Regions from separate parts of the Mus musculus genome. Here region 2 is linked to region 1. Evidence: chromatin loops called from intact Hi-C (ENCODE). Cell type or tissue: left cerebral cortex. All regions are shown on one strand. Each heading gives the region's core, and the rest is flanking DNA. Links, peaks and the distances in the headings are about the cores only.

Evidence for each region. Hi-C counts contacts between places; a loop is a spot of excess contacts. Peaks named below come from ENCODE experiments on the same cell type or tissue, not always from the same donor. Only the 100,000 strongest peaks of a DNase experiment are listed, where the experiment ranks them.
Region 2: it touches region 1 in a loop (3-fold over the local background); 5 of 42 quality-filtered maps call a loop at or near these places.

What each region holds. Positions count from the first base shown.
Region 1 is chr3:58,482,666-58,497,969 of GRCm38, forward strand. No RefSeq gene overlaps it. Among named protein-coding and RNA genes, the nearest start is that of Eif2a, 36 kb to the right of the region's middle. In left cerebral cortex, for the core only: CTCF peaks have their summits at 4,677 (motif pointing left), 5,543 (motif pointing left) and 8,324 (motif pointing left); DNase peaks (open chromatin) are centred at 8,341 and 11,146.
Region 2 is chr3:57,658,603-57,673,906 of GRCm38, forward strand. It overlaps Ankub1 (ankrin repeat and ubiquitin domain containing 1), which reads right to left. Exons shown (of 4, transcript NM_001033349.2): 3 at 14,182-14,398; 4 at 8,820-9,936. The coding sequence ends at 9,809. Among named protein-coding and RNA genes, the nearest start is that of Commd2, 15 kb to the left of the region's middle. In left cerebral cortex, for the core only: CTCF peaks have their summits at 5,347 (motif pointing right) and 8,619 (motif pointing right); DNase peaks (open chromatin) are centred at 5,328, 6,985, 8,629 and 8,896; H3K4me3 peaks cover 418 bases; H3K27ac peaks cover 669 bases.

The DNA.
Region 1 (15,304 bases), core at 4,134-12,133:
TCCATCAATATAATACACCATATAAGCAAAAAAGTCACATGATCATCTCATTGGATGCTGAAAAAGCCTTTGACAAAATACAACACCCTTTCACAGTAAAAGTCTTGGAGAGATCAGGAATTCATGGCACATACCTAAACATAATAAAAGTAATGTATAACAAACCAAGAGCCAACATTATATTAAATGCGGAGATACTAGAAGCAATCCCACTAAAATCAGGGACAAGACAAGGTTTCCCACTCTCTCCCTCTCTCTTCAATATAGTACTTGAAGTTCTAGCTAGAGCAATTAGACAATAAAAAGAGAACAAGGGGATACAAATTGGAAAGAAAGAAAGAAGTCAAACTATCACTATTTTCAGATGATATGATAGTGTACATAAGTGACCCCCAAAATTCCACCAGAGAACTAACTCCTACAGCTGATAAACAATTTCAGCAAAGTGGTAGGATATAAAATTAGCTCAAACAAATCAGTAGCCTTCCTTTATATAAATGGTAAACAAGCTGAGAAAGAAATTAGGGAAGCCATACCTTTCACAATAGCCACAAATAGTATAAAATATCTTGGTGTAACTCTCATCAATCAAGTGAAAGATCTGTATGACAAGACTTCAAATCCCTGAAGAAAGAAATTGAAGAAGGCCTCAGAAGATGGAAAGATATCCCATGCTCATGGATTGGTCAGATTAACATAGTAAAAATGGCATCTAACCAAAAGCAATCTACAGATTCAATGCAATCGCCATCAAAATTCCAACACAATTCTTCACAGACTTGGAAAGAGCAACTCTCAACTTCGTATGGAAAAAAAGAATCCATGATAGCCAAAACAGTTCTCAAAAATAAAATATCTTCTGGGGGAATCACCATCCCTGACCTCAAGCTGTTTTACAAAGCAATAGTGATAAACCACATGGTATTGATACAGAGACAGGAAGGTTGATCAATGGAATAAAATTGAAGACCCAGAAGTAAACCCACACACCTATTGACACTTGATCTTTGACAAAGAAGCCAAAAACATACAGTGGAAAAAAGAAAGCATCTTCAATAAATGGTGCTGCTCTAACGGGAGGTTTGTATGTAGAAGAATGAAAATAGATCCATATTTGTCACCTTGCACAAAGCTGAAGTCCAAGTAGATCAAGGACCTCAAAGTAAAACCAGATACACTGAATCTAATAGAAGAGAAAGTGGGACAGAGCCTTGAACTCATTGGTATGGGGGAAATTTTCTGAACAGAATACCAATGGCTCAGGGTCTAAGATCAACAATTGATAAGTGAGACCTCATGAAACTGAAAGGCTTCTGTAAGGTGAAAGACATCATCAGTAGGACAAATCAGCAACCTACAGATTGGGGGGGAAAAACTGCACTAACCCCATATCTGATAGAGGGCTAATATCCAAAATATATAAAGAACTGAAGAAGTTGACCTCAACCCCCCTCCCAAATAACCCAATTTAAAAAAATGGAATATAGAGCTAAACAGATAATTCAAAACAGAAGAATCTCTGATGGCCAAGAAGCACCTAAAGAAATGTTCAAAGTCCTTAGTCATCAGAGAAATGCAAATCAAAACCACCCTGAGATTCCATCTCACACCAATCAGAATGGGTAAGATCAAAAACTCTGGTGACAGCACATGTTGGCAAGGATGTGGAGAAAGAACACTCTTCCACTGCTGATGGGATTGCAAACTTGTACAACCACTCTGGAAATCAATCTGAAGGTTCCTCAGAAAATTAGAAATAGCCGGGCGTGGTAGTGCACGCCTTTAATCCCAGCACTTGGGAGGCAGAGGCAGGCGGATTTCTGAGTTCAAGGCCAGCCTGGTCTACAAAGTGAGCTCCAGGACAGCCAGGGCTATACAGAGAAACCCTGTCTCAAAAAACAAAACAAAACAAAACAAAACAAAAAAAGAAAATTAGAAATAGATCTACCTGAAGACCCAGCTATACCACTCTTGGTCATATACCCAAAAGATGCTCCACCATACCACAGGGACACATGTTCCACTATGTTCATAGCAGCCTTATTGGTGATAGCCAGAAGCTGGAAACAACTCACATGTCCCTCAACCGAAAATGGATAGAGAAAGTGTGGTTCATTTACACAATGGAATGCTACTCAGCTATGAAAAATGAGGATATCATGAATTTTGCAGGGAAATGGATGGAACTAGAAAATATCATCTTGAGTGAGGTAACTCAGACCCAAAAGGACATGCATGGCGTGTACTCACTGATAAGTGAATATTAGCCAAAGAGTACAGAACACGTGTGATACCACCCACAGACTGTAAGAAGTGTAACAAGCAGAAGGGCCTAAGTGAGGATGTTTCAATTCCACTTAGAAGGGGGAAAGAACTAATCACAAGAAGCAGAGGGAGGGCGGGACCTGGGAAGGGGAGGGGAGAAAAAGGAGGACATGGTCAGGCATTGAGGGGTGACAGGAGAGAAGCCCAGAGGGCCAGGACAATAAATGGAAATTAGTAGCCTGGGGGGGGGGGGAAGAGGTCCTCTAGAAAGTACTAGAGTTCCAGGAAACTCAAAGAGCCCACTTCCAGTAGATAGACAGGACCTCAAGTGGAGGGACTGGGTTACCAACCCACAGTCAAATTTCTGACCCAGAGTTGTTCCTGTTTAAAAGAACTGCAGGGACAAAAATGGAGACCAAAGGAAAGGCAGCCCAATGACTGGCTCAACTTGGGATGTCCACGTCATGGGGAGGCACCAAGGACTGACACTATTACTGATGCTATGATGTGCTTAGAGATGGGAGCCTGGCATGGCTGTTCTCTGAGAGGCCCTATCAGCAGCTGACTGAGACAGATGCAGATGCTTACACCCAACCATTGGGCTGAAGTTGGGGACCCCTGTGGTTGAATTAGGTGAAGGACTGAAGAAGCTGAAGGGGAGGGCAACCCCATAGGAAGACCCCAGGGAGCTCCCAGAGACTAAGCCACCAACCAAGAGCATACACAGACCAGGCCCCAGAGAAGTGGGAGGCCCTACGGGGAAGAGCACCCTATTGGAGGTAAGGGGGATGAGAAATTGTGTGGGGGAAGGTTGGGAGGGGGCATCAACTGGAATGTAAATAAAAAAAGTTTTTTTAATGCTTTTGCTTATGTTTTTCTAAAGGAAAAAAAAATCAACAGAGAGCTTTAAAAGCATATACAATTAACGATTTTTGGAACTCTTAAGTCAGAAATGTATGAAGACCCTAAAATGCCTGTAGGTTTATCATGGTCTTCCGTCCTTTGTTACCATGGTCTCATAGTCATAAATAGATGGAAGTTTTCTCTAGAGAGTGCCGTTACGTATAAGACAGCATGTACGGAGCCTGATGAACTGGGTATGGCTTTGTGCAAATGAGTGAGTGCAGTTTCACTCAGACGCCAGAAGAGGGCGATGAATCCCTTGAGGGCCACGAGGCAAGGTGATAACATGGCTGGTATGGGTGTGCTTCTATGTCACATTAATAGTTTTATGTAAAACAAATATGCTCTGCACTGAGGAGGACTGTGGAGGTTTCACTGTTTGGTTTATTACCTTTCCTGTCAGAGATTATGAACAAGCCAAACAGCTCCAAATTGATTCTGTTGGCAGAAGGTAACAGATGAAGGACTTTAACGGGGAGTGGAGTGACATCATTTGGTTCTGTGAAATAATACCTTTATCAAAAGGTAAAGAAATGAAAAAAAATGAGATTCTGGTACAATTTTCCAGCAATGTTGGGATAGCTCTAAGGCAGATGAAGGTGGACGGACACAGAATAAATATTAATAAATGACAAGGATCTGTCTTCTAAATTGAATACTTTGTGGACCAATCAGGCTTGAGACACAGAATTGAAATTAGCACTCCAAAGACAATAAAAGTATACATCTTAACTAAAATAGCAACTTTGAAATATGTTAAATCTTTAAATATTTTCTTATAGTAGTAATTAATTCTGTTGCCATTTCTTAGTTGTCTCCTTTAAGCAAGTGTACATTACCTACCTATGGGTAGAGATATGCAACCAAAACATCCTAATTTTAAGTGTTCTAATACATTTTGAAAACATGAAGTTAAATACTTAAAATCTGATTGAATTTAGAAGAAGTGACTACACATGTAACACAGAAATGTATGGACTCCCTATTGTTCTGAAGAATTAGAAAATGGCACCACTATTTTTATAAGTAGGCAAAGAACCTGAAAAGGTATTTCTCCAAAGACAAACGGATGGCTGATAGGTTGCTCAGCTAAACATTAGACAGTAGTTCTCAACCTTCTTAATTCTGAGACCCTTTAATACACTTCCTCATGTTGTGGTGACTTCCAAACGTAAAATTATTTTGTTGGTACTTCATAATTGTAATTTTGTTACTGCTATGAATTATAATGTAAATATCTGATGCGTGGGATATCTGCTAAGCTATTCCCTGTGAAAGGCTCATTGTACCTACAATGGTATTGAAACTCACAGCTTAAGAACCACCACCTTAGATGACTGCAGATTCAAGTCAAAATAAAGTGTCATTTACTTAGAGGGGACTAGAGAGTTGGCTTAGCAGTTAACATTGTGTACTGCTCTTGCAGAGGACCAGTTTGGTTCCCAGTGCTCACAATGAAGACACACATGGCCTGTAACTTCAACTTCACGGGATTCATCGCCCTCTTCTGGCATCTGAGTGCAACTGCATACCCAGTTATATACATAATTTTTAAAAAATTAATACTAGGAGTTACAGAGACAAAGTTTGGAGGTGAGACGAAAGGATGGACCATCTAGAGACTGCCATACCCAGGGATCCATCCCATAATCAACTGCCAAACACTGACAGCATTGCATACACTAGCAAGATTTTGCTGAAAGGACCCTGATATAGCTGTCTCTTGTGAGGCGATGGCAGTGCCTGGCAAACACAGAAGTGGATGCTCACAGTCAGCTATTGGATGGAACACAGGGCCCCCAATGGAGGAGCTAGAGAAAGTACCCAAGGAGCTAAAGGGGTCTGCAACCCTATAGGTGGAACAACAATATGAACTAACCAGTACCTCCAGAACTCGTGTCTCTAGCTGCATATGTAGCAGAAGATGGCCTAGTCAGTCATCAGTGGAAAGAGAGGCCCATTGGTCTTGCAAACTTTATATGCCTAAGTACAGGGGAACGCCAGGGCCAAAAGTGGGAGTGGGGGCGGGAGGAGAGTGGGGGGAAGGGCATGGGGGACTTTTGGGATAGCATTGGAAATGTAAATGAGGAAAATACCTAATAAAAATTTTTAAATTAATACTTTTTAAGATAATATTGGCAAGAATTCGAGAAATTAGGACTCTTATACATTACCTATTGAGATTATTGATAGAACCTTTGTGAGAAAAACAAAAAGACAATGTCTCAAAAATTAAAAATAGAGGAGCTGGAGAGATGGCTCAGAGGTTAAGAGCACTGGCTGCTCTTCCAGGGGGTCCTGAGTTCAATTCCCAGTAACTGCATGGTGGCTCACAACCATCTATGATGAGATCTAGTGTGCCCTCTTCTGGTAAGCAGGCATACATACATGTAGGCAGAACACTGTATACACAGTAAATAAATCTTTAAATTAAAAATAGAACTATTATATGAACTGTAGACTTTACTGTCATGTATACATCCAAAATTAATCAAGAACTCATAGAAATTTCAGGAATCCCATCTTTAGTGCAATATTATTTTTGTATTTCACAATATGGAAACAACCAATATATTCATCAGCAATCCACAAATGAGTGGAGAAAAAGAAACATTTAGCTTTAAATGAAAAGTGTCTTCGGAACAATGTGACAGCATAAATTAAACCAGAGGAGGTCATACTGAGAAAGAAGCCAGTCAGAGAAGAAGATGCCTTGTGATTCGACTGCAGTGGAGGGTGGAAGGAAGCCAATCCGAAAGTCGAAGGGCAGTTGTCAGGAGCTGGGGCAAACGGGAGCCAACTGAGCTGCAGGTCGGTGCTGCAGAATTTCAGTTCTGCAGGCTGAGGACGAAGGTCTGGGAGATGGTTTGCCTAGCATATGCGAAGCCACATTTTATACTCAGCTCCAGAAAAGAAGGAAGGAAGGAAGGGAGGGAGGGAGGGAGGCAGGGAGGGAGGGAGGCAGGGAGGGAGAGAGGGAGGCGGGGACAGGGACGGGGACGGGGGGGGGGGACGGGGGGGGGGAGAGAGAGAAAACGAACCATTCAGTTGTGTTATGTCTCTGGTTCACAGCATGCAGTGCACGTGGAAACTGTAAGTGTTCATCAGTCATCATATGCCAAAGAGAGAAGTATTTTCACTTGGGTTACCCCTATAATTGTGCAATGACAAATTATAAGCTTATATTCTGTCACTAATCTATCAAACACTAGTGAAAGTCAGTAATTTTTCTTACCTTGTTTTTTTTAAAGATTTATTTATTATTATATCTAAGTACAATGTCTTCAGACACACCAGAAGAGGGCATCAGATCTCATTACAGATGGTTGTGAGCCACCATGTGGTTGCTGGGAATTGAACTCAGGACCTCCAGAAGAGCAGCCAGTGCTCTTAACCACTGAGCCATCTCTCCAGACGTTTGTTTGTTTGTTTGTTTTTTAAAATCTGTTTAGGGAGCTAGGAAGGTGACTCAAGGGCTAAGAACACTTGTTGCAGGACCCATGTACAGTTTCCAACATTTCAGATGGAAAAAGTAAATAAAATTCCTGGTATTTCTTCCAGCTCCCTGAAGAATCACTGTACACACACCCTCGGGCTGTATGCTGTATCTCTGAGACTTGGACATTTAGATTGAATAAGTGGTCCACAGTTGCATACGTGACTGTCCATAAGATAGTTTGCTTTTTCAAAAGTAGGTAGGAAGGTAGCTCCTTCTTGTTTGTTTGTTTGTTTGTTTGTTTGTTTGTTTTTCGAGACAGGGTTTCTCTGTGTAGCCCTGGCTGTCCTGGAACTCACTTTGTAGACCAGGCTGGCCTCGAACTCAGAAATCCGCCTGCCTCTGCCTCCCGAGTGCTGGGATTAAAGGCGTGCGCCGCCACCACCCGACAGCTCCTTCTTTCTTATTCTCCACTTTTTAAACTCACGATTTTTGTCAAAAGAGCTACCAACTTTCGTATGACACGAGCTAATAGACACGTCAACGACGGCAGCAATTCGAAATCCCTACAAGATGGGTTTTTCCTAAGGTTGCTCCCAACACCTCAGTTACTTCCACTTCCAATGGCATGAAGGGGACACGTAAGTGATAAGAGCTTCAGGGAGACCTTTGTCTTAGTGCTGAGCTGCATGGTATCCAACTCCTGACAGAGAAGTGAGCGTCAGACATAACCATTTGATGAGCCAACATGGCTGAACTTTTAGATCTCTTTAGAATCAAAGAGCAGAATCTGCTGTTACCCAGTGATTCCCACAGAGGAAATTCTGTCTTTGCTCTGTGGAGAGAAATGGTCAGTAGAACGTCTTCACGAGGCTCTTTAGACACGCAGGCATGAGACGCCAGCACACCCACACAGACAATAAGCTTAACTGGTAATAATGTTCAGAGTGATTATATGGCTACTTGATTACTATAACCTCCACATATTGTGTAGGAAGAAACCCCTACCTGAAAAGAGTCTATCAAGGAAGGTAACCTGACTGTGAATATTGAATATCTCACTTCAAAAGACAGCTAGGCTAAAGTTACAAAGAAAAAGTAGCTTCCCCAGGGTGAGACAATCCTTCAATTTTGGTGGCACCAGAACTCCCCCTCCTTCCTTCCCTTCCTTTTCCCTGCCCCACCCCATGTTTCTTCCTTCCCTTCACCCTCCACCACCTTCTTCCTCCCCTCCTCCCCCTGTTGCTGTTCATTTTATACACACCGTAAGTGATGGTAATGTAACATGGAAATATTCTTACTTTGTTAGGCTCAGAGTATACATGTATCTCAACTTTAATGTTAGAGTTTTTGTTTTGTTCGGTTGGGTTTTACTCATTTTTTTTTTAAACCCAGTCTTGCAGTGCCGCCCGGCACGCGGCCCTGCACGCGGCCCTGCACGCGGCCCTGCATCAGCCTCCATCACTACTCTTGCCTCAGCTTTCAAAGCACGGCAGTGTGTTACCTCTAGCTCACTTTTAGTTTTAAGGTCATTGACTCGATCATGCTATGATTCTCATCTGCCTTGAGTTGTAGGCGGTCTGAAATCTATGAAGTGTTTGGTACTATGCGGTCAGCACAATGAGGGCACTTAGGAGAAGTCCGAATGTCGATTAAGGTGTTCAAACTCAGCACCACACACAAAATGCAGGAAATGGTTTAGTTTTGTGTGGTCTCCACCTGGTGGTTACAAATCAGAACACAGCCCTCGTTTCAGTTCCTCTGGAGATCTTTTTTGTTGTTGTTGTTGGGGAGGGCTGGGGTTTGCAACCAGGTCTTGCTCGGAAGGCATGCTGGCCTAATACTTATGTGATCCAGGCTGGCCTCACAGGCTCTCAACAATCCTCCTGCTAGACTGGAAATGGCCTAAGTGCCTGGATCACAGGTACGTGCTGTAATGTCTAATAAACTCTTAGGTTGATGTTTCCACACTGGAAGAGATGCATGGAAAGGATTGCCTGTCACCCTCCTACTCTCCAGCTGCTTTACAATAAACAGCATCAGCATCACCTGGGAACTTACTACAGTGTAGCTTTCCAAGTCTATCCCAGACCTATTGAATCACAGTTTGCATTTTTAACAAAACTCCCAGACATTGTGTATGCTCTATGAAGTTTGAGAAATCCTGGATTATTACATCCAGAGAAACTCACCTGAATAAATTTTAAGGTATTATCCAATACCTCAAAAACAGATGAACAGATCAAAGCAATCAGAGCCCAGTGTAGCTAATTACTGCATAAAGACTACAGCGGAGACATTATCATATTGTAACAGGCAGCATGATATTTTTTGTGTTTGGAAACAGAGTCACTCTAGATAACCCTGACGGTCCTAGAACTCACAATGTAGAGCAGGATAGCCTAAAACTCACAGATATATACCTGCCTCTGCTATACAAGAGTATAGGTGAAAGGCACGGGTTGCCACACCCCACCTCTTTCCCCTCTGAAAAATAGATATAATGATGATGTCCTTTTACATAATGCTAGATGGTTGAAGATGTGTTTCTATTGTGAATTATCTTTATGCATACTGGCCTGTGTGGGGGCCGTGTGCGTTTGCCCAAGGAAGACATCAGATCCCTTGGAGCTGGAGTTACAGGCTCTTGTGAGTTGTCAGACATGGGAGGAAGAGATAGAAGTCTGGTTCTTTACAAGTTCAGAATTGGTTCTTAACCCATGAGCCATCTTTCCAGCCCAAGAGCAGGCCTTCAGTGAATAACTCTAAGGCAACGTCTCCTACTTTCCTGGTAACACTGGAAAGAGAGACTTGACAAATGCCCTTTCTTAGAATTCAAAGTACTGAAGGAAAAGATGGAAATATCAGGATTTTGCTGAGGCCCATGAAGGAGAAGCTACATCCTCCTGGTGAAAAGAATAAAACCTGAATTCTACCTCTGACACTTACCTGTCCTAGAGATCAGAGCATTACAGACTATTTTTTTATTGTCTCATCCCTTAAGATTTAAAGGAGCTAGACCTGTCGGTCATTGGCCAGGAGATAAACACCCCCACAAAGGTTGATTCACCTTTTGATATGCCAGGACCATTGCATCATAATAAGCAAAGGCAGCCAATCTCAGCCCACTTATTTTGTATCTATGTCCATCATAATGTCTAGTCCAACTGAGAACTGTATCAAGGAAAGGTTGTTTGTCAGGGGCAACTTGAATACTGGGAGCAATAAAGGCAATGGCGTAGGTGTTGGTTTAATTAGCTGGAAGACAGTGCTAGACATTGGTTGCATATTGGAGGAGGGCACCTGAGGAATTAAGGCAGATGGCAGTATCTAGGTAGAGAGGGAGTTTGTTGCTGTTGTTCTTTGATTTTTGTTTGTTTATTTTTTTTAAGCAGCGAGTCATTTTATTAAAAGGAAGAAATTGAACTATGAAAGAAATAGCAAGAAGCCAAGACCATTTGAAGGATGGGTTGCAGCCTAGGGGTTTGGTGTTAGAGTGATAAGACTAAAGTCAGTGAAAGAAATCACCCTTTAGGCCAGAGTAGAAGGAAGACATAGAAGGTGTGAAAATACCATGAGATCTACTTGTTTATGGAGATGGGCTGTCAGAGGTCTGTCTTTTTTTTTTAAAGATTTATTTATTTATTTTATGTATATGAGTACACCCTGTAGCTGTACAGATAGTTGTAAGCCTTCATCTGGTTGTCGGGAATTGAATTTAGGACCTCTGCTCTCTCCAGTCGGCCCCTCTCACTCTATCTCAAAGATTTATTTATTATTATAAATAAGTACACTGTAGCTGTCTTCAGACACACCAGAAGAGGGTGTCAGATCTCATTACCGCTGGTTGTGAGGCACCATGTGGTTGTGGGATTTGAACTCAGGACCTTTGGAAGAGCAATCAGTGCTCTTACCCTGCTGAGCCATCTCCCCACTCCAGAGGTCTGTCTTTAAAAGGACGCTTGCTTAGAAGTTTAGAGCAAACTTTGCATGCAATTTCCTGGCATGTTTACCATTGGGGTGTAGGCCACTCTGATTGATATGAGATGGTGGCTATTTCTGCTGTTGTGCTCTTTCACAGTTTGGAGACATTTTTTATTGTTGCTGTTGTGGTTCTTATTGGTTTTCTGTCTGAGGATGCCCCTGAGCTAGACCTGCCTTTAGGGTCTGCTTCCTTTCTGGTGTCTGAATCACAACCTTCGCCGCACACTTTCTCTGGAGAGAGTAACAATCCTGTCGTGGGTGAAAGGCTGGCGTTCTCTTCTCTGAGCTCCTCTGAGCTGAGAAGGGGTGATGTAGCAGCTTTTGTGTGTTCCCTGGAGTGGGTTCCATGGAGTGCCATGAAAAGAGAACCACACTTCAGGGTGATTTGGGGAAATGACCTGTTGTTTCCTGGTCCAAGGGACTTGAGAAGTGGGGCTTCTGATGGTGATAGAAAAAAGTCTTGTTGAAACATCAAATGGGGATAGAACTGATGAGTCATGGAAGAAAAAAACTTGACCGTGAGTTAAAAATGTAGAAAACCAGTGCAGGGCATGAACAGATGGCAGTGAGTAGTTCCAGCACGGAAGGCAACCAGGGACAATCTCAACAAAACATTTGTTTTAGAATTCTGCCTGTCACCAGATGCTTGAGCCAGAGACCCAGCGTTTGGGAGGTAGAAACAAGAGAATCGACAGGTTTCAGCCATCCTTTGACCAAACCACAAGTTCAAGACCAGCCATGGATCTTGGAATTTTCCAGCTGAAAATTCCCAAAATGAAAACAAACTAAAAATCAGTAGCAAACCTAAGGCCTTCAAGCAGAAACTGCTGTACATGAACTCAACCTTCCTGACACTTTCAAGAGTTCTTGGGATGTTTGGCTTGTGAGTTCTAGACTTTGGGCTATAAGGGGAAAGTAGCAAGTCTTGCATGAAGGTTTATCCATTAGAGAAGGCAGCACAAAGGCAAAAACCTATTCCAGAGGCTGCCATGAGGCAGGAAAGAGTCAAGGCAGGAAACCTACTCAGACATGACCTACAAATGTGTACCAATTGCCCAAGGATTCCCTGAAGTCCCTTTGTAAGGTTTCTAAAGATGGCTCCTTGAATAGGGGCTTTTGGGGGCATTAGGAGCACAGCTCCCTTGGATAAACTGGGTCAGGGTGGAAAGCATAGTTAGACCTTGTAGCTTCTTGGCTTTTCTAGAGAGGTTCTAGATTGGGTTGACCAAGGTAGAAAGATCCAGTCTAATTCTGGGTGGCTGCATTCCTTGGGCTGGGGCCTCAGGCTGAATAAAAAGAAGAAAGTATGTCTCAGTGGTTAAGAGCACTTGCAGTTCTTGCAGAAGACCTATGTTTCATTTCCAAAACCTACATAGAGGTTCACAACCATCTGTAACTCCAGTTCTGGGGGACTCAATGCCATCTTCTGCTCTCTGAAGTCACCAGCCATTCACTTGTTACACATACAGATACTCGGTGTGCATGCATAAACATATGATAAAAATAAATGAATATATTTTTAAAATTTTGAATCCCAAATGAAATTTATTATTTTTTAAAAATCAGTGCAAATTTGTTTCCCCTTTTGTTGAAAATAGATACTTTTCTCATATATTATACCCTGATTACAGTTTTCCCTTACCATACTCCTCCCAGATCATCCCGGATCCTCCCTCCTCCCCTCCCTTCCACTTTCCATGCAGTTCCTTTCTGTCTCTCATTAGAAAAATGAACAGGCTTCTATGGGATAATAATATCATATCACATCATATCATAAGATAAAGAAAAACATTACATATCAAAATTGAACAAAATAAACAAACAAAAGGAAAAGAGACGAAGAGAAGACTCAAGAATCAGAGACCCTCTCATTCATACATCCAGGAGACACACAAAAACACTACACTGAAAGCCTATACACACACACACACACATGACCTGGTACAGGCCTGTGTAGGCTCTGTGCATGGCGTGTCAATCTCTGTGAGTTCATATGAGCTTTGCTCAGCTTATAGAGGGGCTTGTTCTCCTGGTGTCCTTCAACACCCTTGGCTCCTACACTCTCTGTCCCCTCTTTTATGAGGTTTCCTGAGCTCTGAGAGAAGGGATTTGGAGACATCCCATCTCTCTCTCTCTCTCTCTCTCTCTCTCTCTCTCTCTCTCTCTCTCTCTCTCTCTCTCTCTCTGTGTGTGTGTGTGTGTGTGTGTGTGTGTGTGTGTGTAAATGTCTGGCTGTGGGTCTTTATTTTTTCCATCTGTCAAGAAGAAACTTCTCTGATGATGGCTGAATAAGGCACTCATCTATGAGTATATCAGAATATTAGTAGGAGTCATTTATAACAACTTTTTTTAGCACCAGTAGTATTTGGTATTACCCTAGTCTAGGCTATCTAGTCTCTGGTTTTTGGTCACCCAAGCAGTGTCAGGTATGAATGAGTTCCATCTCTGTAGTGGCCCTAAGTCAAATCAGACATTTTGCAGGCAGGACAGCATTGTAGATCAGAGGCTGGGTTGGTGTTTATGTTTTTCTTTTTGGTAGCTTACAAAGTATCTTCCTATACCAAAGACACTAGAACAGAGGGGTAAAGGCTCCATGTAGGCCGTAGCTTGACTTCTCCATGCTCAATGGGTTGTGCAGGTTTTTTTCTTCAGCCATGGGTCCTTGCTGTCAGTTTGTGGAGAAAAACCTATAGTGCTGGCAACAACCTGGGTTGTTTGGGGATTTCCATGAAACCTCTTTGGCCAGCAACTCAAGAGGATGTAGCCCAGTCACAGTACTGGAAGCATCACTGGGTGAGAAGAGGTGACCAGTTGTGACTTTGTCGTCCTCATTATTTGGCGACTTCATTAGGGTTACCTTCATGTATTTTGGGAAACTTTGGCTGAGTGAGGTTTCCATATACCCCTCACACGCTCTTCAGGTCTAGCTGCTTCTCCCCATATTCCGTTTCTCAGCCCTCTGTGCCCTCCCACCTCATCCCCTCACTTCAGATTACTTCAACCCTGGTCCCAGTCCATCCATAAAATCTACCCTATTTCCTCTCCCAGAAAGATCCATGTGTCTCCTCCTAGTGCCTTCCTCTCTGACCCTACAAATTGTAGCTTGCTATCATTTACTTAGTGGCTAATATCCACATATAAGTGGATACATACCATATTTATCTTTCTGGGTCAGGGTTACCTCACTTAGGATGATTTTTTTCTCTACGTCCATCTGTTTACCTGCTAGTTTCATGATGTGATTTTTTTTAACAGCTGAGTAATACTCCATTGTGTTAATGTGCCACATTTTCTTTATCCATTCTTCTATTGAAGGACATCTCAGTTGTTTTCAATTCCTGGCTACTATGAGTAGAGCAACAATGAACATGATTCAGCAAGTGTCCTTGTCATTTTATAAAGCATCCTTTAGGTATATGCCCATGAGTGGTATAGCTGGACCTAGAGGTGGACAATTTCCGTCTCTCAGGAACCACCACACTTATTTCCTTAGGGGCTCTACGAGTTTACGCTCCCATCCTCAATGGATAAGTGTTCCTGTTATTCCACACCCTTGCCAGCATGGGCTGTCACTTGTATTCTGACAGGTACAAGATGGAATCTCAAAGTGGTTTTGATTTTCAGTCTGCTGAGAGTTAAAGATGTCAAATATTACTTTAAGTGATCTCAGCCATTTGAGTTTCCTCTCCTGAGAAGTCTCTGTTTAGGTCTGTACCCCAGTTTTGTGAACTCTTTATATATTTTGGATGTTAGCCCTGTGTCGAATGTGTAGGTGATAGAAATCTTTTCTCATTTCGTAGGCTGCTACTCTTCCTGGATGACTGTGCTCCTTGCCATGCAGAAGTTTCTCTGTTTTATGGGGTCCCATTTATTAGTTGTTGATCTCAGAGCCTAATAGTGTTCTGTTCAGAAAGTCTTCTACTGTGCCATTGAGTTCAAGCCTATCCCCCACTTTCTCTTCTATCACGTTGAATGTACCTAGTGTTATGTTGGTCTTTGATTGATTTGGAGTTGAGTTTTGTACAGTGTGATAAGCATGGATTGATTATTTGCATTCTCCTACACTCAGACCTTTAGTGTGGCCAACCCCACTAACTGAAGATGCTTTTATCCAGTGTAACATTTCTGACTTCTTTATCAAAAATCAGGTGTCAATGAGTAAATTGGTTTATAGCTGAGTCTTCAATTTTATTCCATTGATCAAAATGTCTGATTTTATGACAGTATCATGCTGGCTGGTTTTTATTACTATACTTTCGTCATACAACTTGGTGTCAGATGTAGTGATATCTCCAGCATTTCTTTTATTGTTCAGGGTTGTTTTAGCTATCCTCAATTTTGTGTGTGTGTTTCCATGTAAATCCAGGAATTCTCCTTTCAGGATCTGTGAAGAATTGTATTGGCATTTTGATTGTGATTTTATTGAATCTGTAGATTGCTTTTGGTAGGGTGGCCATTTTTCCTGTTAATCACACCAATCTCTGAGCGTGGGAGATCTTTTGATCTTCTGATATCTTCTTTAGTTTACTTCTTCAAAGACTTTAAGTTTCTATCATATAAATCTTTTATTTGAGGGCTGGCAAGATGGCTCAGCAGTTAAGAGCACTGACTGCTCTTCCAGAGGTCCTGAGTTCAATCCCAGCAACCACATGATGGCTCACAACCATCTGTAATGGGGATCCGATGCCCTCTTCTGGTGTGTCTGAAGACAGCGAC
Region 2 (15,304 bases), core at 4,151-12,150, 820 kb before region 1:
TTAGCACATCTTTTGTAGCCTCTCTGTGTTCCCTTCACAATATCTTCTTTGTGCTAGCATCCTTCTCTCTCCTGCCCACCTACTAAGCCAGAACCAAACCCCGCCCTCTTCCCCTTCTCCTTGCTCACACCCTCAGCAAGATTAGCAGTTGTCCTCTTCCCTAACTGATTCTGATCTCCGTCTGCACTGTCTTTTCTTTGTCACATGGCTGCTTGCTTCCTCTGCTGGGGTTTTGCGTCTCACAGATATCCACCAGATTTGTCTCCAAAAGCAAACGCTTTTGACTATTCCACTCGCCTTACTAAAATCCCACCTCCGTGGTCTCCCTGATTAACTCCCTCTGCTATGGAGGGAAGAATAAGAACTAAGTCTCCACTTGGGCAGAGATGTTGCTGCCTAATGGAGATATAGTCTACCTTGCCAATTCCACCTCCAGCCAATCTCTCCCTGGGTCTCCAAGCAGTGTAGTCAGCTTATCATCCACCAATCTACCACCTTGCCTAGATCCTTTCCTAAATCATTCTTTAGCCTGGTGAAATTTGGGACTTTTTTTTTTTTGCCTTAAAATTTTATTTTATTTACATTTGTGAATGTTTTTCCTGAATATTTATACATACATATGTATGTATATATACATATGGCATATCTATCTATCTATCTATCTATCTATCTATCTATCTATCTCTCACATATATAGCTTCTACCTATGAAGGTCAGAACAGGGCATTAGATTCCTAGGAACTGGAGTTAGGGACGGTTGTGAAAGCCAGGAACCAAACCCTTGGGCCTTCTGCAAGAGTGGTAAGTTCTCTTAACCACTGAGCCATGGATCTAGCCCTTTCTTTAGGTTTTAAAATGTTGTGTCTAGCTTCTTGCTTTATCTCAATGGTTATGTTTCTCTGAATCCTCTAATGTATGTTAACCCATCTATGCTGCCCATACCATTAACTCTTAAACCCAGAAACAGTTGCTCATACTTAGTTATCTTTTCTCCATATACCACCTGGCTTAATCTGGGGACCTCTCTCCTTCATTCTGAGGCATATCTCCACTCCTCCCTGTTCAGAGCTCACCCTTTGTTCTCCCTTGGTATCAAACTCTGGCTCTTCTACATTCATGTACATGCTGTAGGTTGTGTAGCACCTATATACCAAGAACTGCTTTATCCACTGGGAACACAAAAACATGAACAGAACACATAAGGCATGCCTTTTTAAAACTGCAAACAAAACAGAATAGAGAGCTCTGGCCGCTTCTCAAACACAGAGACTGTTCAGAGTGAGCATTCAGGCTGAGGTCTGATTTCCGTGTGCTCTCACACAGCCTTCGGAAACAGTCTCCTATAGTTGAATAGTCACTCACCTGGACTTCGGAGCACATGAAGCTCATTGGACTCTGATGTTTTGTTCAACACTATAGACATTTCCTTTGACCCATGTTAATCCTACACTGTCTTCCGCCCTAAGACTCTGTGATCTTTGGTCTCAGTCACTCCCATCCCTGCAAAAGTCATACAAACTCACCGAGCTAGATCATAGTAGCCCGTGTCTGTGCTAACTGCAGCAATGTGATCCTTGAGTCAACTGTAGAAGCTCCATTTTCATTACTCTAAATGTAGAGTTCACTAGTGACCATTGGTCCACCCAGCACTACATGGTGTGTTAGGTGAGTTTTCTGGAGTCCTGGGTTGGGAGACTAGCTTTCCAGTGGCTGCTTTAACTGGCCTGATCCATTATGGACAGTGAGGTTCTTGTTTAGTTTCTACCTGTAATAGCAGCTCGGTGTTAGTGCACACTGAATTAAGATGTGTACTGATCACATGTGTGTGCCTTTTTGACAAAAGAGCTGCAGTGGTTATTTGGAGATAATTACTTAGAGCCTCTGATTCTCTGGGTTGACTGGCTGGATGATTCAGATAGACCCCCCCCACCTGACTTCCTTGACTGTCATAACACATGTAAACTAGACCAACAAGATGACAAGAGAATACAGGAGCATTAGACTATAGGTCTCTCCCTTACTTTCTGAGCCTAGCAGCCCAGAAAGACTAAACATATCCTGGGAAAGGCACCATGGAAAGTGGACAGAGTCAAATATGTTGAAGTAAAAGAGAAAAATATTGAGAAATGAGAACCAGAACATGGATTTGCCTGAAGTAACTGCCAAGGAAAAACAGTCAGGAGGGCCACCCCTCATGGGACTCTCCTTTTTGCACTAATCCTTTTTATTAAACAACGTTTTTTTTTTTCTAGAAAATCTCTTCTCAACCTTGAATTGATTATATGACATTTCCAGTCTCACACAGCTGCAAAACCCCAGCATAACAGAGAAAACTGACCAGAAGTAGTTACAAAAAGCCAACCATAAACATACCCTATTATCTATTCATTCCTAGATACAGAACAAGAGAAAGAAATGCTGATATCACCAAAGGACTTACACAAAAGCAATCATGTATTAGTGGCCAGGCCCTTGCCCCCAATTCTAGCAGACTCCAGCTGCTCAGGTGCAGGCCACACCAGTCAGAAGAACAGAGATTCCCTGCTGCACCAAAGGCCAAGTCAAGACTGCCAAAAGTCAAGACTCCAATGTGGTCAGAGATTCCCTTGTGGATCAGAGGTCAAACTGACTTCTAGAAATCCAGGGCACAAAGATGAGAAAACTAAAGAGGAAACAGAAATGTAGTGGGAAAACATCCATCCAACAAAGACAAACCCAGTAACCAGCACCTAGACATATATTCATCCTAAATCCAGATACCTAAGCTCCAGTGTAAGAACACAACCAACAACAGCTCAGATTACTATACCTAACAAAACTCTCAATCACCATAGATAGAGGAAACAAGATATTTCATGACGAAGTCAAATGTAAACAATATCTACTATCCACAAATCCAGTCCTACAGAAAAGTCCTCGAATGAAAACTCTAACCCAGAAGAATGAAGACTGAAGTATGGACACCATGGCCCTCCTTAGAATTGGGACAAAACACCCATGGAAGGAGTTACAGAGACAAAGTTTGGGGCTGTGATGAAAGGATGGACCATGTAGAGACTGCCATATCCAGGGATCCACCCCATAATCAGCATCCAAACGCTGACACCATTGCATATACTAGCAAGATTTTGCTGAAAGGACCCAGATATAGCTGTCTCTTGTGAGACTATGCCGGGGCCTAGCAAACACAGAAGTGGATGCTCACAGTCAGCTATTGGATGGATCACAGGGCCCCCAATGGAGGAGCTAGAGAAAGTACCCAAGGAGCTAAAGGGATCTGCAACCCTATAGGTGGAACAACATTATGAACTAACCAGTACCCCAGAGCTCTTGACTCTAGCTGCATATATATCAAAAGATGGCCTAGTCGGCCATCACTGGAAAGAGAGGCCCATTGGACTTGCAAACTTTATATGCCCCAGTACAGGGGAACGCCAGGGCCAAAAAAAAAGGGAATGGGTGGGTAGGGAAGTAGGGGGGAGGGTATGGGGGACTTTTGGGATAGTATTGGAAATATAATTGAGGAAAATATGTAATAAAAAATATTTAAAAGTATGTAATAAAAAAAGAATCTAACCCAAGAGGCTTAACCACACCCATTAAAACAAAGAAAATAATCTCACAGCAGCAAAAACCCAAAGAAGGGAAATACACACCACCCCCACCCCCACCCCCCGACCACCACCTCCACCACCACCAACAGTAGACTTCAAACAAAAATTAATCAAAAGAGATTGAGAAGGACATTTCATAGTCATGAAGATGGAAAAATCCTTCAAGATGATATTTCAATTCCCAAATTCTATGTCCCAAATGAAAGGGCACCCACATTTGTAAAAGAAATCTTACTAAAGCTTAAATCACACATTGATCTTCACACAATAATGGAGACTTCAATGCCTAGATCTCATTAATGTATCTTATCAGACTTCTGTGGATTAAAGCTAGACTTCAACAACGGAAACAACACTCTCATGGAAACTCTTTACTGGATGACTACTGGGTCAAAGAAGAAATTAAAAAAAAAAAAGAAATTAAAGACTTCCTAGAATTCAATGAAAATGAAGGCATAACATACCCTAGCTTATAGGACAGAATGAAAGCAGTGCTAAGAGGAAAATTTATAGCACCAAGTGCCTTTATAAAGAAATTGGTAAGATCTCATACTAGGAAGTTAACAGCATATCTGAAAGCTCTAGAACAAAAAGAAGCAAACACACTCAAGAAGAGGAGATAGCAGGAGATAATCAAACTGAGGACTGAGGAACTCACAGAGATCTGGGAGCCTATAGGAGTCTGACTTAGCTCCTGGGAATGTGTGATATGGCTGAGTAGCTTGGTTCTTATGGGAATCCTAATGCTGGAAGCAGGGGCTGTTCCTGACTCTTTTGCCTATTTGTGTGACCGTTTTCCTCTACTGGTTTGCCTTGCCCAGGCTTAATGTGATGGTCTGTGACTGGTCTTATTGGAGCTTGTTATGCTGTGTTTGGTTGATGTACCTGGGAGGCCTGCTCTTCTCTGAAGGGAGGAAGAGGAGGTGAACCGGGAAAGAGAGGAGGTGATTGGTGATGAGGGTTGGAGGAAAGGCTAATGGGAGGGAAGCTGTGGTCAGGATATAATGAGAGGGGAATAAAAAAATAATATAAAAAATTATATATTTTAATTCAAAACAGCCTCTAAATTAAAGACAACCCAGATTCTTCCCCCCCAATAAAATGGATAAATATATTAGGATGTAGGATATTACATAAAGTTGGAATACATAGAAATAAGAAAAACCAATATACATAAAATAATTAGTTTCATAGATGATATGTTGAGCAAACAGCCAGATAGAGAAACTAAAGAACAGGATACACCTTTAGTAAGACTGAGGGTGTCTCTGGGAGGATTTACTGTTTGTTTAAACCTATTTTACGGAAGAGGAAACAGAATCTACCATGATGTTAACTAGATTAATCAGCATAGTATCTTTCCACTGAACTATTATCTCTTCATTAGAACATAGTTTAGTAAATACAGACAGAAAATAGAAAGTGAATAAGTTAAAAAAGAGGCTAGGATCATAGGCATGATCCATAACCCTGAGATATGTTGGATTTTTAAATTCTTTTTTGTTTGTTTGTTTTTGTTTTGTTTTTTTGAGACAAGGTTTCTCTGTGTAGCCCTGGCTTTCCCGGAACTCACTTTGTAGACCAGGCTGGCCCTGAACTCAGAAATCCGCCTGCCTCTACCTCCCAAGTGCTGGGATTAAAGGCGTGTGCCACCATGCGGGACACATAAAGTTGGATCTCTTAATTTTGAATTTTACAGCGTAAACTACTCTCGCCACTAGGTGGCAGCAACTTAGGAGGGAAAACAAAACAAAACCAGTCCAGAAAGGAAATCCTGGTTTTAAAATTCTTTCTCCTGATCCTGAGCAAGGGAAAAGGCCAATCATACATCTGTAACTCTCTAACATAGGTAACCAGCTATGCCTCACATGTAAGATAGAACACAAATGATTTGATGAGAAAGTTTTGTTTTTCAGTTATAGTAGTGACTGTTCCAGGAAGCCTCCCCTTTACCCTTGTGTGTCCCCAGCTGTGACAGTCCATCACCTTAAATTCCAATTCTGCCATTCTACCGAGGACAGACGTCCTCTCTCCTGTACATCTTGTCTTGTAAACCTCCGTAAGCTTTTATTGTTCAATTTGTTATTAATTTGTTCTTTTTCTCCCCCCACTTCTACTTTGATGACTGTTCTGTCTTTGGGGGCAGTTTTGATGACACCCTCCCATATTTCAAGTTTCCTTGTCCTGTCTCCCCTCCTGAGAACTTTCAGAATGAATATAGACACATGGCCTGGGTAATAGCACCAGCAGAGGTTTTCTTTAGATCTAGTATGAGGTGAGATCCTTCTGTTGTTATTTTGTTTTCTGAGACAGAGTCTTACTATGAATCCCAGGCTTGAAACAAGCCCCCGCCCCCATCCCCACCCCCACCCCCACCCCCGACTCTGACTCCCAAGTGACTACAGGCAAGAGAGACCTAGGCTCAGTGAGACACAGTCCTTGGTACTAATTAAGAATTGACATTTTAAAGCAATTTGTATTACTCAGTATACCATAGTAGGGTTTCATGAACACTCCTCTGTCCTAGACCTGCCTCATTTAGGATTTGCCCTTGTATTTTTGAAGAGAAAGCATTACCATTTACCTTGCCACAGCTAAGCAGTAAATGGCATTCTCGCGTGGAGTCCTCCCACTGTGCTCTGAGAACGATGTGAAGAGCGACCTTAGCAAACAGTCCGCCCTGGGCGGAGGGCAGTAGAAGAGAGGGTGTGCATAATCCACTCTTGAAACGGGAGGGAGGGGGACCTGGGGGAGATAGGGGTTTTTGATGTGCTTTTCTTTTCTAGCTGGGGCAGACATTTTTTTCTGGTTGTCTTGTTGATGACTTCGCACTTCTGAAAAGCTCTTCACGTCTACTAAGGACGGGAATGTGAAGATTTGTTTTCTGGTGTCTCGCTGTGACACTGGTAAAGAATAGACAGGTTTCCTGCTTGACTGTTGCTTGCAGGGTGGTAGTTTACTCTGGGCAGTTTGCCAGCTCTTGTCTTCAGTCTTGTACCAACTCTTGGAGGTCATCTTGGGCTTGGTGAAACCATCAACCATCACGGTGTCTCCGACTTTTGCCCCAGAGACCCTCCCTCTGCCAAGCTGGCTTTTATGGCACCTATGACTCTGAGCTCGGAGAATCCATTGTTTTATTTTAATATAAATCCACATCGGGACTGAAAGTTTTAGAAAAGACACCGTGGACCACATTTTACTCAGTAAATACAACACACAGTCTTTATGTTGGTGTTTCGATGCGATGGCCAGGGGGGATTGTCCTGCCGCGTTCTTGCATTCCAGGCACAGGACACTGCAGTTGACAAAGGCCTTCAGAATTAACAGCTGGCCAGCTTCTGCGGCTGCGTGAATCGGGCAGTTAGAGACATCTGTGTGAAGGGCTTCGTGGCACCATGCTCGATAAGGGTGAACCCCAACTGCCTCATGGGGCTGCACCCCCTGCTTCAGAGCCCATTCAGTGAGCTCAGTGTGTCCGTGAAAAGCAGCGATGTACAGGGCTACCCTTTTCTGGTACCTGAACGAGTGGAACAAGTTTGGTACAAAGGGTTAGTAAGTCGAGGAAATGACAAAACCAATGCTCATTCCTTATGCTAACCGTAAGCAGGGTTTAGAAGGTCTGGGATATTGGTACAGCGGGTAAAGCGCTTCAGGTGAACCTGTAATCCGGCGCTGTGAGGGCAGAGGCAGAATTGCTGGGACTTGCTGCCCCCTGGCCTGGCTGGAGGGCCAGAGAGAGAGACCCTGTCTCGGGAGACACTTGACACCTTTCTGGAATTTCCATGCATGAGCACACAGATTCATACACATCCAACACACACATGTACAACACACACACACACACAATCAGTTCCTTTTTTTTTTTTTTTTTTTTTTTTTTTTTTTTTTTTGAGACAAGCTCTCCTATAGCCCACACTAGTTTTGAACTCACTATGTAGCTAAGTCTGGCCTCGGACCCCGTTCCTGCCTCTACCTTCTTGAGTGCTGGGATTGTAGGTAGGGGCTCTTGCACCCAGTGTGAGCTAGTTTTTAAAGATCAGTCTTGCTCCTTCCCACTCCCAATGTCTTCTCAAAGCTTGGTAGGTAAAACAAAATTCCTTCATACTTCTCCATGAGGAGGTCTCTCTCGGACTTCCAGCCTCTGCCTACCGACTGCCTGCTTTCCTCACGGGTCACCCAGTTCCTTAAAGCTATCTCGCTCCCAGGTCTTTGCATATAGTTCTGGAATACCTACTCTAACATGCTGATTTCTTTCTTTCTTTCTTTCTTTCTTTCTTTCTTTCTTTCTTTCTTTCTTTCTTTCTTTCTTTCTTTCTTTTTCCTTACCGCCTATCGGAATGCAAACCTGTAGTTCTCGACTCTTCTTTACCGGTCTCAGACACTCGTCATACTGTTCCCATGACGTGCCATCTGCAGCGTGCCCAGTCATAGCCCCTCTCATACTGAATAATAATAGCAATGAACCTTGATGTTATAGCCTGCTTACTGTGGGCCAAGCATGCTTACAACGATTGACTTAGTTCATCTCTAGGAAGCTTCTATGCTGTAAGCTTATAGACTACAACAACCATCGTTTCTTACTGCTGAATTCTTAGGACTTCACCGTAAGGTACATAATAAGTGCTCAATAAAGATGTGCTGATTAGGTAGAGAGGAATAAAAAGCATTTCAGCCTTACCATACCCATCTTTGAAATCTCGGTTTCCTTACCTGTAAAACAAAGTAAAGAGTTCCCACCCTATGGAATTACTGTTTTTATAAATAGACACAGTACAGTGTTTGATCTTGAGCAATGCACTCAATAACACAGTTGTATTAAAAGTAATACAACTATTTGTTCGGATTTAGAATATGAAACAGTATTACAACTATCCCTAAACAGAAACTGATGGGAATTTTTGTATATTTCATGGTTGTAAGAACTCTGCCTCCTGTGTTCACTCTATGAAGCCTTCGGAGCTACTGCTGGCTCCTACCCTTTAGAAAAGCGTGGTTAAATTGCCCACAAGAGGGCGCTGTTCTAAAACACCGTATCACAAACAATTCAACTGAGACTTGTGTAGCTTCTGGTTGTTAATGCAATAAAATAAATGCTGCGCGGCTTCTCCAAGCCAGCCACGTTCCACAGTTCCACAGCCCTAGACACACATTATCCTTCACATAAGGCAAAAAAAAAAAAAAAAAAGAGCGAACTATTGCTCCATCGAGAGGAGAGCTTTTTATTTGGATCGTAGCAAACACATTCAAACAGAATGAGATTCATGCCAGAGAAACACAGAGAGAAGGCAGTTTGGTATCCTGTTTGGGGTGTAACTATGGCCACTGTGTGCAAAGGATCTGGGTGGAGGTAAAGACAGGCAGCCAAGCCAGCTCTTAATAAGGCCTCTAAAGGAGAAGCTAGACTCACTGTCATTTCAAAGCTCGAATACAACCAATCATTTAAAATCAAATAGCAGCTTACGGTTTTGTAACAAATGTCTGCTGTTAAACCCCGGCTTTTTCTTTTTTCAATTAAAAAGCAATTACAGTTGTAACTCAATGCAAATTCAACAGTTGTATTTGGAGTTACATTGTTTTAACAATTAAATTTAGCTAATATATGTGGGCTTGGGAAGAAGTGGCCACTGTTTTCAGCCTATCACTTGGCAGATTTTTTTTTTAAATACTGTTACTTAATAAAATAATTAAACATGTATGGCAGAATATTTATTCTGAAGATAAGAATATTTAAAGTGTTATTATAAGTATGATATGTGCTAGGTGATGGTGGCGCATGCCTTTGATCCCAGCACCCAGAAGACAAAGGCAGGCAGATCTCTGAGTTGGAGGCCAGCCAGATCTACAGAGCAAGTTCTAGGATAGCCAGGGCTACACAGAGAAACCCTATCTTGAAAAACCAACCAACCAACCAACCAACCAACCAACCAACCAACCAACCAAGTGATATGCAAACCAAATTTGTCACAGATTTAATTAGTGTTCCAGAGAAATATCTGCCTGAATTGCAACCCATTACCAGTCCTAGTGACTCTCTTGCTATTGAATCATCAAATATCTAAAATAATAGTAATAATAATAATATCTTATCGAATTGTGTGAGGTGAAATTGGTTTGCATCAGGACTATGTCTCTACAGAGAATTCAGGTTCATGGAGGCTTAGAACTAAGTGACTTAAATCCATCTAATGTCTGATTTAGCTTCCATACTTGAGGACTGGTCCTTCTTTTGATAAGTAGTGTTGGACTTTAGGTTTTTGCCCAAGAAGACATCCCATGAGAAATTCCTTCCATCCATCCCAGACATCCAGACGAAGTGTTGTGCCTGTGGATCAAGAAAGACAGTTTATGGTCCAGTCTCTCTCTCTGTGGCTCAGCAATACATTAAAATTTAATGTTACCTTTCTCCAAACATAGCAAGATGCACAGTAAGATGAAACTTTTTATCAGGAAGCAGGGAAGATATATCTGTGTCGGCCTTTATTGGGTGGGGAAAGTCCATTAACATTCATGTACTCTGGGTTCTCTATCTTCTCAGTGAGTGCATTTAATGTCTAAATGCCAGGGATTTTCATGAGAAAATATCCCACACTTAGGAGTAGTTTCTCATTCTTCTCATTTTTTTTATGCCCATATCCATAAAGATGTTCAAGAATTCTGGACTTCTTGAACTCTTTTCGTGAGCAAGTCCTTGTTGCCCAACAAATTGTATGCAGTTTTTTTGGGGGGGGGGAATAGGCACAGCAAATAAGTATACACCCCAGACATTTACATTTATAATCAACCATAAAGAATCTGTTCAAGGAGCCAGTGAGGTGGCTCAGCAAGCAAAGGTGCTTGATGCCGAGCAGGCTTGCCTGAGTTTGATCCCAGGATCTGTGTGACGGAAGGAAAGCACTGACTCCTGCAAGCTACTCCCTGACATGAAAGATTCTGACATTAAGATCGAAAATTTTATTTACTTTGACATAAAGATTTAAATCAAATTTAAATCTTGGGGTTCAGTGGTTCAAAGCTCTTACTGTTCCTCCTAGAAACCTGAATCTGGTTCCCTTCACCCACATGGTGGCTCACAATCATCTGTAACTCAAGTTCCAAGGGAATTGATACCCTCTCTGGCTTCTGTGGACATATACACACCCTGAAACACATACACAAAAAACATAAACAAAAATAAGATTGTTTTGTTTTTTAAAAAAAGACAGGATTTCTCTTTGTAGCACTGGCTGTCCTGAAATTTACTCTGTAGACCAGGCTGGCTTGGAACTCAGAGATCTGCTTGCCTCTGTCTCCCAAGTGCTGGGATTAAAGGCGTGCACTGCCGCTGCCACCACTCCCTGACAGATAAACTTGTCTTGGATGAATATTTGATGCAGATGTAAATCATCTGCAATATCTTTTGGAGTTGACTGATATTTTAACTTTATAACTGTCACTGCTAAGAGTGTCGCTTCACATAACCACGCACTACAAATGCTGAAGGATGCTTAGGTCCTCAATTCCAAGTCAAAATCCATTGAACAGTGTGGGTGTGCATGTGTATAGAGGCTAGAGATCATTGTTGAGAATTTTTCTTAATCTACTTTTTACCTTATTTTATAAGACAAGATCTCTTCCTTGATCAAAACCTTAGCAATCTGACCACACAAGCTGGCCAGCAGGCTCCATAGAGCCTTCTGTCTGTGTTCTCTAGATCTGGGGCTCTTGGCATGCATCATTCATTGCGCCTGGATTTCATGTGGGTAGTGGGGAATCAAACCTGGGTCCTCCTGTGTGTGTGACAAGCTCTTTGTCAATTGAGCCATCTCCTCAGCTCCTCATCTAGTTTTTTTTTTTCTTTTGGAGGTGGGGACAGTCAATCTTTCCCCATATAACCCTGTTTAGCTTGGAACTTGCCACACAGATGAGAGTGACATTATATTCGTGGCGATTCTCTTGTCTGTGTCTTGTAAGTGCTAGGATTATAGGCGTGTACCGTCATGGTTAGCTCGTAGGACTGTGCTTCGCTGTGTGGTCAGGGGAATCCTCTCAGTTTAGTCTTTTATTTTCAGCCTCTCCTTAGGATTAGTGTATGCTCACAGTCCTGTGAAGCCCAGAATCCCTCCTATCCCTCCTCTCTGACCATCCATAGCTCTTCATCCCATGCACCCCAGACCACAATCTCCTGAATGTCTCCCTGTGATCTCATTAGCTCACACCAACTTGGTTTGTTGGATTATAACTGAGGATATGACCACAGTTCATCTCTTCCACTTTGCTGCAAATGCCAGTGTGCAGGGGCAACTTTGTGCGTTTCCGTATGAGGTACTATGTGTGCTGACTCATGAGAAACTCAAATCTGGATGTGATTGCATTTCCAAAATGTTATTTCCCACTGCTTTTGGAGAAGGATTCAGAGTCCCCTATAGATAGCAGCAAGGGTGGTTTATTGAGTAGAGAGTGGAGAGGTTCTCCAATGAGCAGAATTCTGGCCAGGATTCCTCTAGTTAAAGCAAGTGGGCTGGCTGGCTACCTAGGGAATGCTGGTTATGCCTTGGGAATGGTGAGAAGCAGGCCAAAGCCACCTCCCTAACCCCATCCTTCTCTTTGAGCCTTATGTTCTGTGGGTAGCCAGGAGATCTACCTATGATTTCTGGGCTCTAGACTTTACATCTGAAATCCTCTCTCTCAAATACCCTCCACTCTCACCCCCCCCCCCCACACACACATTCAAATTTAAGGGATTCTTCAACATATCATGAAAAATTTAGAAACTGTTTTTTTGTTTGTTTGTTTGTTTGTTTGTTTTTAATCTTGGAAAAGTGGGTTTGGACCAAGTAATTTCCAAATCCTTCCCAGCTTTAAAATGTCACAGTCCAAGAAGTGAGTGAACGAATGCCCTCCAGAAAGCATTCTAGTGTTGTTCTATCTTCTGATCTTTAATGAAAGCATTGGATTATCAGCTGCTTGAGCACAAATCAGAGTGAGCCCTACATTCCAGGTCGAATAAGCCTCCAGCAAGCACTCAGAACTAGAGTAGCACTCTGGGGACAAATCCTACAGCTTTACTTTCTCTGATCAAAAATAGAGACAAGAGTTGATATCAACAATTTTAGATCTTCAGTTCCAAACAACATGGAAGTCAATTGCTCAGCAAAGTAAGAGCTGGGAGAAATGTCAATAAGTGTAGATTTAGCAGTGATTTTAGCTTCTTTTTTATTTTTTATTTTTATTTTTTAACAGAAAGCAAAACTATTTAACTCAAGCATGCCTACAAAGCCCTGTGTGTCTATTAGAACTCAAAAATCCCTTTCAGCAAATGTTATAGCACCCTCCCACTCTGAGATGAGCTGATCTTCAGTAAGGATTCATTCACCTTTCAGGAATAATTTAAGATCTGAGTCACTTTCTAGCATATGTAAGACAAATCTATTACTTTTTGCTGTTGACATTTGGCCACAGAAGATGCGACCTGAACGCATGTTTCTGAAAGAGAAGTTATCGTCTTTTTGTTGGGCAAATTCCAGCCAGCTAAGGCAGCTTTTCATCCTGCACAGAACTGCTGCTAGAAAGGTTGTTGTAATATAATTGGCAACATTTTAAAATGAAATTGTACAAAGCAAGTTTCAGAACTCTGTATTATAATGCTGCCACCCGCATTAAGAAAGAACATCTGAACTCCTGTATGTGCTTGAAATGTTCTTTAGAAGACAAAGATGATGTTCTTTGAGTTTTGTCCTTCTAGCCTGATGATATTAGCAAAATGTTGCTTTAACAATTAGCAGAGTAGGGCTGGAGAGACCGCTCAGCAGTTAAGACTGCTCTTCCAGAGGTCCCGAGTTCAATTCCCAGCAACCACGTGGTGGCTCACAACCTTCTGTAATAGGACCTCTTCTGGTGTGTGTCTGAAGACAGAGATGTATTCACAGAAAAAAAAATCTTTTTAAAAAGGAAAAAGAATTAGCAGAGCAGAGCTGGCGATGGCTCGGCAGTTCGGAGCATGGGAGGTGCCCTTGTAGAGAATCTGGAGATCAGTTTCCAGCTCATGACCACTTGTAACCCCAACTCTAGGGGATCTCTCTCCCTCTTCTGCCCTCCAAAGGTGTGTGTGTGCATATACATAGACACACATATATGTTCACATATCCATATGCACACACACAAATAAAAATTCTAAAATTACATAGAGGAATAAGCAGAATTGTGAGACCATTATTTCTTATTCTACAGACCCAGATGAAAAAGCAAAATATTGATAGTTGACACCCTCAGGGTGCCTCCTGAGGTTTCAATTTGCAACAGCTCCATTTGGTGTGATGTAATTTGTGATTTTAAATCTTGATACCAACCAGGGTTTCCTATAGGAAGAGACCAAGTGCTTAGGGGGCCAGGGAGAGTTATTACTGTACATCTTTTTATACTTCTGATCGTTAAGTCACATAATGTATTGGCTATTTTAGGGTAAATAAATAAGCCTAACAGTATGAATATAAAAACCAAGGTTTCCATTTCCTCTAGAAAAGCTGCAAAACCTGGCATAAAAGAGCCCTAGTCCTGGGTGGCAGCTGACATGAAATGTGGCAGGCATTACCGATATCAGTCTGGTAATCCTTGAGGGTGTTGCAGTCATACATCTCCAGTCCCGTTGGTGTCCGGAGACAGTAGACACTCACAGGGAAGCCGCATCTCAGAGTTACCAGCATTCTCAGGTCAGACACCTTTTTATCCAAGAGAGACATGTTCTCCATTATTGGCATCATCTCCTGGGTCACGGCATTGAACACATAGAGAGTGGGTTTGTCTTCCTTCTGCAGGAGAGAAAAGGGGACACTCACTGTCCGAGGGTTGTTAGGGATGCAGGACTCTGAGCATTTCTCCTTCCCAGGATGTGTGTGCAAAGTGGGGAAATATAAAGCCACTTTTCTTCTGTGGCTTGGTTTCACTCCCTGCCCTGAGGACATCACTTGGCCCCTGCTTTGAGCCAAGGGATGAAGACTCAGGGCTCTGGGGTTTATGCTACAGATCCAGATCTAGAAGTGGAGTGCGGCCAGCTTGTATCCTGTGCTCCCAGAGCAAACAGAACAGAGAGCACTTCTCCACTCTTCTGTGCTTAATGTGGAGAGACTGGGCTTTTCACCTTTGGCCAATTAAAAAAGTCCCTTTTCTGAGGTTCTGTCCGGAGGCTGGATCCAAGTGAGAACACAAGGAACAGTTTTCTTAACTGTGTCTGTTCTTCCTCATCTGCGTGGCCTGCTTCTTATCGAACACACTAGAGTTACTATTATTACTTACTAGTGATGTAACACAAAATACCAAATACAAATACTGTAAAACAGAAATACCTAATATAGATTTTTTTTTCAGTTTCATTATTCCTTTTATTTTAGAGTCCAAATAGGAAAGCAAGTAGAATTGAGACATCAGAAGTAAAAATGTTAAGTTGAGGGAATGTTAATCCTCTCAGCAATACTTGAACCAACCAAGCCCAAGGAGGGGGCGGGGAAATAGGAGTACCTTTCCAGCAGTCTGGAGAAGTGAAACTGGCTATACTTCCCCTTCAGTGGTGGCAGGACTGTTAACATTTGTCTTCAGCAGTCTTTCGGTGGCTGAGCACATGCAAGGGCATGGCACGGCCCCAGAATGTCTCCACCACAGAGGTTTTCGTAGAAGTGACTACCTGAGTTTCAAGTCCTTCATGCAATTTCAGCCAACCC